2 separate regions of the Homo sapiens genome follow, and region 2 is linked to region 1. Evidence: read pairs that join two places in POLR2A ChIA-PET (ENCODE). Cell type or tissue: K562. All regions are shown on one strand. Each heading gives the region's core, and the rest is flanking DNA. Links, peaks and the distances in the headings are about the cores only. Region 1 overlaps PAPPA (pappalysin 1). Region 2 overlaps ASTN2 (astrotactin 2).

What was found. ChIA-PET counts read pairs that join two places held together with the same protein. Peaks named below come from ENCODE experiments on the same cell type or tissue, not always from the same donor. Only the 100,000 strongest peaks of a DNase experiment are listed, where the experiment ranks them.
Region 2: POLR2A ChIA-PET joins it to region 1 with 5 read pairs; 2 of 35 experiments call an interaction of 5 or more read pairs at or near these places.

Annotation. Positions count from the first base shown.
Region 1 is chr9:116,392,574-116,397,888 of GRCh38, forward strand. It overlaps PAPPA (pappalysin 1), which reads left to right. Exons shown (of 22, transcript NM_002581.5): 22 at 3,936-5,315. The coding sequence ends at 4,043. Among named protein-coding and RNA genes, the nearest start is that of PAPPA-AS1, 5.4 kb to the right of the region's middle. RefSeq lists an enhancer at 2,863-3,362. In K562, for the core only: no CTCF peak of the experiment used is centred there; a DNase peak (open chromatin) is centred at 2,968.
Region 2 is chr9:116,448,510-116,453,890 of GRCh38, forward strand. The region is part of intron 20 of ASTN2 (astrotactin 2); the gene reads right to left. Among named protein-coding and RNA genes, the nearest start is that of PAPPA-AS1, 51 kb to the left of the region's middle. In K562, for the core only: no CTCF peak of the experiment used is centred there; DNase peaks (open chromatin) are centred at 2,222 and 3,176.

The sequences.
Region 1 (5,315 bases), core at 1-5,000:
CTTTCCAGGTTAGACCTAGCAATACCTGAAAATCTCCACCCTTTTCTTCTCAGCTTTATATCTGTGATAAGTGAGGAAGCTTGTAACAGAGGAGGCTCTGAACAGGCAGTTCACAAAGAGGCAAGAGGAGGGAAGAAAACACCATGTGTCTCCTCTACATTGGGCACTCTGAGAGCTGGACTGGACCTGACATGACTTCACTGACTCCTCACTAGAGCCCTTCGAGGTCTTGATAAAGACCCTTGTCTTACAGATGGGGAGGCTGAAGTCCACAAGATGCCAGGGACTTGCTGAAAGTCATACAGTTTCTGTATAAAGTCTACAACATATTACTTACAAGCATGTAGTGGAGACAAGGAGGCTCTGGATAGGCCTCCTGAGACCAACCCTCCTAGGCTTTGTCATATTCTGATTGAGTTTCCTCCAGTGTTTATTTCGGAAGTGCTGAAACTGCCCAGACTGGCCTGGGGAAGGAAGAAAAAGGTGACACCACCCCAGCATAGCCAGAGTGCCAAGACCGGCCTGAGAAGCTAACTGGTGGCAAGGCCTTACCAGCCAACAATTTTGGAGAAGCTGATTGAACTGGGGAGGACAGGAAGGGGAGCATTCAAGACAGGGTCTGTGAAGAAATTCTATGTTTCAAGTTCCTTTCTGGCCAGGTCTTTGCCTTCTACCTTTCTCAGACTGAGAAGGATTTTCAGCCAGATGAGAAGTTAGAAGCTATGAAAATCAACTCTTATTATAGGCAGGGAAACAAGCTCAGAGAAGGGAAGTAACTTGTCCAAAGTCACCCAGCAACTGACTGTAAAAGTGGAGGCTCCCTGACTTGTATTCTGCCTGCATATTCATGCATTCATTTGTTCATTCATTCATGGGTCATTGAATGCATAAAGACTGAGTTCAATAACAGTCATGGTCCCTGCCCAGAGTGAGCTGACATCGAAGTAAAGAAGTAATTCAGTATCAGAAGGGTGCAAAAATAAGATGCTGTGATATGGTATGAAGGTGATGGTGCTATTAGGTTGGTGCAAAAGTAATTGCCGTTTTTACCATTACTTTCAATGGCAAAAACCACAATTATTTTTGCACCAACCTAATATCTTTGGTCAGACTACTGAGGGAGGTAGTGATACTTGCGAAAAGACCTGGACAATGAAAAAGAGCTGGCCAGGGAAGAGCAGTCAGAGTGGAGGGCCATTAGTGGCTAAGGACACAAAAGTAGGAAAACAGAGTATCTGGGGAACCAATAAATAAAGAAGCCACTGAGAGTGAGGAGGAGAAGGAAACCATGTAAGATCTGAGACTTATGTAGAAATCAGATCATGCAAGGCCTTGAACTTGTGGTAAGGACTTTGGATTTTATTCTAAGACATATAATTTTTTGAATGTTTGCCTTGAGTGAGGTGCAGCAGAAAGCACAAAAGATAAAGCAGACAGACATGAAACCATCCCTCATGGGTGTTTGAGCTCAATGGGAAAGTGTTACAGACAGAATATTAGAGAAGACATTAGAGGTAACTGGATCGTGCTAATGATAGAATGAGAGCAAGGGTAGGAGACGGGGATGGATAAAGCATGGGGGAGTTAAGGACAAGGAGATTGTTCAAGTGTGGAAGGTGGGCGGTGGGGGACAATAGGCAGGAAAGATCGTGAAATACGAGTGAGGGAGAAATCTGATTCAGCATATATGTATTTGGCACTGAGCATCTCAAGGGTGTTAGGCCATGTGCTGAGGCTTTTGCATGTTTCTTCTTGCTTGATCCTCAGAAAAAATGCAACATGAAATATGGTATTTTAAAAATCCTCCTTTCATAGATGTAGAACCTAAGATCATGACAGTGGAGGGATTTTCCCAAAATCATTCAACGAGTATGAAGCAAACAAGGATCCCAACCCAAACCTTTTGGCTTTCATGATAGTACTTTCCACACTCTACCCCAGTGGTTGGATTTTGACTTGGCTTTGCCCTCAGTTTCCCTGTTTGGACTGGGGGGTTTTCTCTCTATGCCACTTCCAGTTCTAATATTCTGTGCTTCTCTTCAAGGTAAAATGAATAGGGGCAAATATTCTAGATTCTAGATGGAATATCCTAGATGTATTCCACAAAGTCACAGAGGATGGAAAGTAAATGTCCTAAACAGAGAACAGCAAGTAGCTGTGAGCAAGAAGAGAGGTGCTGCTTGGAAAAGGGGACGGTGGAAATGCTTACCACAGCATCAAGCACTTATGAATTTAAATTGAAAAGAGAAACAAAGACTTGTGGTAGCCATAAGTACAAAGAGTCAGAGAGAGATGGATCAATGAATACAAATTTATTCATTCTGTGGCTTAGGGCCTGTGAAAACAGGAATAAACAAGATTGACCTGGTCCCTGCCTTATGGGCCACAGAATTGGTGGGAGGATAGACCAAAAAAATAAAGGAGAGGGAGCGGGAGAGAGAAAGAGACAGAATAATTGAGCACTTAGCATATGTCAAGCACTGTGTGAGGTGTTTTCATGAGTTATTTCATGTATTCCTTATCACAACCTCAGGAGGTCTACACTTTTATTTTTCCCATTAAATGAATGAGTTCATTGAGACTCAGAGAAATTGTCACATGTTCAAGGTCACATCTCAAGTAGATGAGAGAGCTGGGGCATATACTTAAATCTTTCTGATGTTCCATTCTACATTTTAAATTATTGCAAACTTTCAGGATGGAGAGAGGTTGGGAGGGAGGGAAAGAGGTCAAAGAGGCAGAGAAAAAAGAAGAGGTAGACATTGAGAATGAGTCCACAAGTACATGAGAGAGAAGGATAGAAACAAAGATTCTCTCTGAGACTACGTGACCACTTGGAGACCCTGCCCAGGCAGGAGGCAAATGAGGTCATTAAATCCATCTGCGCAGATGGGAGGCTCTCTGGGGAAAGTTATATGCAAATGTCATGATGCAATGAGGTGAAATCTACTTGCGTTAGTTCAGGTGGGGACTCAAGCAGGAACTGCACTGTGCTCTTTGGAAAGATAGATTATCTCCTGGATGGGGAAGACACTCACTCTGTTGGGCTCTTCCTATCAGTTTGCAGAAAGGAAAGCTGGCCAAGGTCACAGAGCACATGAAGGAACGAACTGGCAACTGTATTGAACTCAGTTCTCTCACTTGTTCGTATGCTAAAATCTGCTTCCCAGGTCCTTCAAATTTGGTGCAAAACCACCATGCGATCTATTCCCTACTCAGGATTCCAAGCCTCCCAGAAGGTGGTCTAGCTTCCCTGAGACATGCTTTTTGTTTTCATCATTGCCTACTAAAGTCAAAGTGACCAGTATGTGCAGAGACTTATGTTTTCTCAAAAGACACTTCCACATCCTTTCTTTCACTTGATCACTTATACATCAGATATTCCATTACACAGTTCTATTAATCAACTTTGCTACAGTGCACGACAATTTTCCACCCATGATTTTACTCAGCTCCTATAGTTTAAAATACAAAGTGGGTCTTATTATATCAGCTCTACATAGGGACCTGAGGCTCTGAGATAAGTAAGTAGCTTGTTTTACTTTAAATACCAGACTTGACACTTATTATTACTTTTGGCAAATTCTTATTCCTTTCTGAGCTTCAGTTTCCCCATCAATAAAAGGGTGATTGTTGCAGCATCTGTCTTATAGAGTTGTCAAAAGTGTTTTCTTGTTTGGAAATCACTGAGTACATTGCCTTACCCCATAGCAAATGCCTGACCCATAGCAAGTGCCTCTGCAAATGAAAACTGCTGTGATTATGATCATGGTGTGCTCGATAAAAGTTATCACCAGGATAGCAAGAAGCAGAGCCATAACTTGAACTTGAACCTTCTGCTCCTCAAATCCAGTGATTGTATCCCTGCGCTGCACTGCCTTTCTGATCATTACTGCTTCAGACCAAATCACCTGATTCACTTCTTCTTTCTGCAGGTCACCCCATTCCCTATGTCCTGTGATCTACAAGGTGACTGTGCTTGTCGGGACCCCCAGGCCCAAGAACACAGCCGGAAAGACCTCCGGGGATACAGCCATGGCTAAGGAAGGACAAGAAGTTGTCAAAGAATTCCCAACGCCAGGACCCACATCCCTTTGGTATTGATTTCACAGTCAGCTGCTCAACGGAATGGCCTCTCCACACCAGGGATCCTTAGCACCCAACCGGTCTGCCTTTAATTTTACCCAGGAAGGACTCACATTGGGGCGAATGAACCAAGTTTCGCCATGCTGGATGATGAAATGGATTCCCATCCCAAAGTCTGAGATGGATTGCATATACAGTGTGCAGTCCCAGAGCCTCCTAAAATTCTAGCCATTTGTCACACAACCACAGCAAGAAACGTGTTCTATATCTAGAGTGTGCCCATCTGTGTTTAGTACACATGCATGCATACACACCCATACAAACATCTGTGTGAGGGCAGTTCTGGAGATGAGCAGAGAGAGACCGGAATAAACTCAATCTTTTCTTTCCCAAGCTCCTAGCCAACACTATCCTTGGGAGAAAGAAATTTGCAGAAACTGCTAAGACCAAGTGTGGAGATGTCAAGCTAGTTCACACTCTGAGGCTCAGAATATGTAGGACATGCACAATTGTGCAGTCCTTTGGGATTGGAAGTGAAACAGTCTGTGATCCCCTACCTTCTAGGGAACTAGGACCTAGGAAGAGGTAAAGATTATCAGGTATGCAAAGCGCCCCAATTCTTCTGCTGCCATGGGGGATTTTACCCCAACTCCAGGGTTCGAGGCCAATCTGAGAATGGCTTAGGATTGCAATGTCAAGGTATTATATCAGCCCCTTGCTTGAGGCTTGAGGTCATAATATCCCTCTAGGACTTACCTGTTCCCCCAGATCTTGCCTTGGGACCACATTTGCTGCTACTTTTCCTGCTGCTCTATCCTATACATTGAATAATCCAAGATGGTAGAACTAGGTTAGGAAAAATTCCACACAACCAAACAGTCTGCCTTAAAAGTGACCCACATTTTTCCATAGCTCCTCACTTTTTAGCCCTTCTGCAAGAGAAAAACCCTCATGGGTCCACATGGTGAGAAGTTAAGTTTCCTGTAAGTGGGCCTCTCACCCTGGAAAGGAGTTGAGGGACATCAGATGCTGGAACCCTCACTGAAAGTCCAGAATGTCTAAGCCAGTGTTAGATTTTGTAAACAAGTGGAACAGTGTTAAATTTCTATGATGTTGGAGCCATCCAGAGACTACTGGAATTGTCGAGACTTTTGGATTATTATCCTTATCCTTATCCTAATCTTCCTAGCCCTTCAGGCTAGAGTAGGCTTTGATCCTGAGAACCTTGC
Region 2 (5,381 bases), core at 333-5,332, 56 kb after region 1:
TTTTTTCCTCGATAGAGCTGGTGTTACACGTTCCAGACTTTTCTCCACTGGATTCCGTGGCAAACAGCATGGACTTACAAATAAGACTGTTCTGGATTTGAATCTGGATTCTACCTGGGCAGTAGCAAGAAGCTACTGAGCAAGTAGAAATTCTACCATTGAGCCTCAGTTTCCTTATCTGTAAAATGGGGACAAGAGTTTTATCTTGTGGGATTGTGAGAATGAAATCAGAATGCAATCTCCCTACCCATAGTTTAGGTTTCTTGTGAACAAAATCAAGTACTATATCTTTTCCCTTGTACTATTCATGATGCCCAGACAGTATGGATGTAGAGAAAATGTGTAATAGTGTTCGTGATGGATTTTTGATGGGAAGACTGCTAGACACTCTGAAGTCCAAAGCCTCTCATTCTGAACCCAGCTCCACTCAAGTAGTAGAAAGAGTGTTTCTGCTTTTATGATCACAATGAGGCAGGGTGTGCAGAGGTTAGAATAGACACTGGAGCCCTGCTACCTGAGTTCGAATGTTTGTTCTACAACCTACTATCCTTATGACCTTAGGCAAGTTAATCGACCTTCTCTGTTCTGTAATGTTTCTTGTCTTTAAAGTGTGTGGCCGGGCGTGGTGGCTCACAACTGTAGTCCCAGCACTTTGGGAGACCGAGGCAGGTGGATTGCATGAGCCCAGGAGTTCAAAACCAGTCTGGGCAACATGGTGAAACCCCATCTCTACAAAAAATACAAAAATTAGCTGTGCATGGTGGTACACACTGGTAGTCCCAGCTACTAGGGAGGCTGAGGTGGGAGGATCATTTGAGCCTGGGAGATCAAGGCTACAGTGAGCCAAGATGGCACCACTGCAGTCTAGCCTGGCCAAGAGAGCGAGACCCTGCCTCTAAATAAATAAATTAGTAAAAATAAAATGTGTATGATAATATTATCTATCTCAAAGGGATGTTAGAGGAATAAAGTTTATGAAACGATGCTTGACACATGGTAAGTGGTAAGTTAGCATAATTGTTATTCAATGTGCATGTGTTTAAATAATTCATCTCTTCTATAATGGCTTTAAAACAAGACCCCCGCCCCAGTTCTTTGACATTTCACCTTGAATATGGGCAGGCTCATGAGTGCTTTGACCAGTAGAGCAAAATGGAAGGGATGCTGTGTGACTTCTGAGTCTGGGTCATAAAAGGGGATGCAGCTACCACCTTGCTTACTGAAACATTCTCACTTGGAACTGTGAGCCTCCGTATAAGAAATTTGAGTGCCCTGAGGCCACTGTGGTGGGAGGAAGACAAGCCACAAGGAGAGGCCATGTGTGGTTGCTTCAGCAGCCCTGGTACCTAGGCTCCAGATGGATGAGTAAAGGAGCCTTCAGATAATTCTCACCCAAGCAGTCAAGTTACTCCCAGCTTTTGAATTCTTGCAGTTGAGGCCCCATACTTCGTGGAGCAAAGACAGCCCAACCTACTATGTACTGTCTGAATTTTCAACCCACAGATCCATGAGCAAAATCAAATGGTGATTTTAAGCTGCTAAGTTTTGGGGTCATTTGTTGTGTCATCAATAGTAACTGCAACAACTAACAAGCATTGCAAGCAGGATCAGCAAACTACAGCCCACAGTCCAAATCTGGCCCACTGCCTATTTTCATAAATAAATCTTTTACAACCACACTCTTTTTTGGTTTGCTTTGAATGCATTTTCTATGGCTGCTTTCACACTACAATGGCAGAATCACGTAATTGTGACAGAAATCACAGCATCGTCAAGGCCTAAAATATTTACTATCTGGACCTCCAGAGGAAAGCCTACTGACTCCAATGTAGAGCTTTGAAAGTACTGAATGTAGTATCATTTGCTTACATTATTTCATTTAATCCCAAGGTTAGAAATCATTCCTATTTTACAGTTAGGATCAGAGAGTTCAAGTGACTGGTCCAAGGTCACACAGCTCTCTAACTGCAGGTCTAATGCCTCCATAGCCCGTTGAAGACCTAGACTCCAGTTTGAGTAATAATGGCTTTGGGTAAGTCCCACCATGCTCTGCTCTCACTTTCCCAGCCTGGGACATGAGGGTATTGGGCAAGTTGGGCTGGAGAGGCTGCCAAAAGTCAGATGTCCAAACTTCCCCCCAGCTGAGTGCTAGCTACCAAGCAAAGTATTTCTGTTCCCCTTTGGTCTAGGAGTACCCAAGTGAGGCTTGAGAATGAGTCACCAGGGGCTGCTATGCATCCCTGCTCACTCTCACATGCAGCCACCCACCCTCGAGCACCAGAACCCAACTTTCCTGTCTCCCAACTCAAGCTGACAACCCATGCTTTCTGCCAACATAAATATTTAATTCTAGTGCCCGGAACAGAGAGACCATCTTGGTATTAAGGACTCCCATCCTAGTTTCTACTTTCAAAACAACTCAGTCTGAGGCATGATTAGGAGGTCCTGGCTTAGAACAAAGGTAAAGCAGTTTGTGGTTGGGCTCCAAACACCAGCTCCCCACACTTGCACTCCCTTCAACCTCTCAAGCTGTATGAGCTAACAGGCAAAGAATCAGGGGAGTGGGGAGCTGGCAGGGAGAGCTCTGTAGGAAGGCCAAGTCTGGAAACCAGTGTTGGTTCTAAGCTCAGGCAGAGGTGACAGCAACCTGGAAACGGTGCTAGGCATCCACTGTTCTGACTGCTAAATCCCCTGAAATTCACTGGTATGTGAGCATCTCCCTAAAATTCACAGTGCAGTGAACACCAGAACTCAGAAATAATTATAGTATTAACACTTAAAATTAAATACATATAAATTCATTTACAATTAAAGTGTGTTGAGTGTATCTCCAATACCTGAGGAGTGAGTAATTATCACAGCAGTTCCACTCTGTGTGCTTTGCCATAAATGAATGCCTACTAGGTGCTGGGCATTCTGCTAAGCACGGAAGAAACACCCATAAAAAAAAAAAGAGTGGGGTTTTTGCTGTCATGGAGCTCACAGAAGAGCAGAGAGATGGTCAAATGAACAAGAAATGGGACACAGTACTATAAGGTCTTCAATAAAAATGTATTCTTGCCCCTATGTTTGTTTCAGGTGTGTCTGTTCTTCCTTCTTTCAAAACAGTGGACTAAGCCTTAGATATGAGTTTAAAAGCTACTGTGAACTAGACCTTATCTTGCTGGATCTTCTGTCTGCTGCAAACTGGGATTGTCAACCACCTACAGGACTCTCATTTTTTTGTACGAAAAAATGATGACAATTCTTGCCCTCTCCATTCTGAAAGCCTTTGAGGAGTGAATAAGACAGTGGATTTAAATATATAAATACTATGCAAATGATCTGAGTGTATTCATTCACTCATCAAATATGAGTGACCTGACCCCTCTTGAAAAAAAAAAATGCAGGTTGGCATGTGGCTTGGCTTTAACAACAATGACTGTGTTTGCCTTTCTTTTCTTGGTCTTCTCCTGTCCCTTCCTCTCCCCATCCCCCGTCTTTTCCTCCTCCTTCTCTTTATTCAGGGTGTGGACTAAATGATAACACATAATTGTACTAGCTATAGTACTTAATTGGAAGATGTTCACATTTTAATATGCTGTTTTAGGGTAAAGCAGACACAGACTAACCTTATGGTCTCAAGTTAAGGAATGAATTGAACACAGAATGCCCAATTATTCTACTCCAACTTGCACTCCTGGGATCTCTGAAGCAAATTGTAGGCTTTTAAAAATATCTTTATTATATATTGGACAGCATCTCTGAACTCAGATATAAACAATAATTTTTAAAGTGACTTCAGTTATAGAAATGACTTTTTCAGAAGGCATAACTTGGAAGCATGTTGAATTGAGAGGCAGAGGATATGATGTGTAGGTTTCACCTTGTCATTAACTAGCTATGTGGCTTTGGTGGGATTGTTTGCCCTCTCTGCACCTCAGTGGCCTGTCAATAACCCCATGGTGACGGTGTGAGGACTAAATGGTGATTATGGATGTAAAAGTGCCTTAGAGATTCCACACACATTTCCTGGGCACATACTCTGTATCAGACACAGTGCTAGAAGCTTTTACACAGTTGTCTTCTGTTTCCTTTACAACTGCCTAAGGGATGTGTATTATTAAATCCATTTTACAAGGAGGCAAGTGAGCCTTGGAAATTTGGATTGACTTTCCCAAGGCTACAGATATAGTAGTAGTTTAGCCAGGCCCCAACATAGGTCTACTTACTCAAAGTCCACTGCTCTTTCCAAATGGATAAAATTATTAGGCATTCATTGGTCCCAAGTGGGTCTTGAGTCACAGTTCAGAGGAAGTTAAAGTTTATTAGGAGGATGAACTCCATGTTCCCAACTTTTGACAAGGAAGAGATCTTACAACAGGAACACACTACTGCTCCTTTCAACACTGACATCACTTCTCTTCCCACATCTGACCCTAAAGCCCTTCTCTTCTTCCATGGTGCCTTTAAGATTGAATTTTGCCAAAGCCAAGCTCAGAGGAGGAGAGGCCAAGCAGAGGCCACCAACTTGGATTTACTCTTGGCCATTAAGTTAGGGAACATTATAGGCAGAATGGTTCTTATCTACTCAGTTCTGAGCTGAGCTCAGTTCCCATCTCATATGTGAGTTCTGCTTTCCATGGGTGGAGGGGTGGGAGTGGGACAAAGAAACAAGCCCTCTGCTTGGGGTCTAAAAGACTGAGTTTGCATCATGACTTTCTCCATTTCCTGTTTCTAACATCTCTGAGAGTCTTAGTTTTCCTATCTGTAAAATGGAGTCAACAATACTTGCCTCACAAGATTGTTGTAAGAATGAATAGCGCTGGGCGTGGTGGCTCACGCCTGTAATCCTAGCACTTTGGGAGGCAGAGGCGGGTGGATCACGAGGTCAGGAGATCGAGACCATCCTGGCTAACACGGTGAAACCCCGTCTCTATTAAAAATACAAAAAAATTAGCTGGGCGTGGTGGCGGGTGCCTGTAGTCCCAGCTACTTGGGAGGCTGAGGTGGAAGAATGATGTGAACCCAGGAGGTGGAGCTTGCAGCGAGCTGAGATCATGCCATTGCACTCCAGCCTGGGCAAAAGTGCGAGACTCCGTCTCAAAAAAAAAAAAAAAAAAAAAAAAAAAGAATGAATAGCATGAGAAACACCCAGAACAGTGCTTGGTACAATAAATGTTATCTTGCTTATCTTGCTTACTTATGATACTCAAGTAAGATAAAATGGAAACAGTGCATCTTTAAAATCAAATCCCTGCACAAAGGCAATGGTTCTGGAGGGTGTTGTTTTTCATAAGGTTTCATTAGAGCTCCAGTTCAGCCACAGCATGTATAAGCAAATCATGCCATGTTTGTGAGCTTCAGTTTCCTCATCAGTTACCCCATGACAGCAATATCCA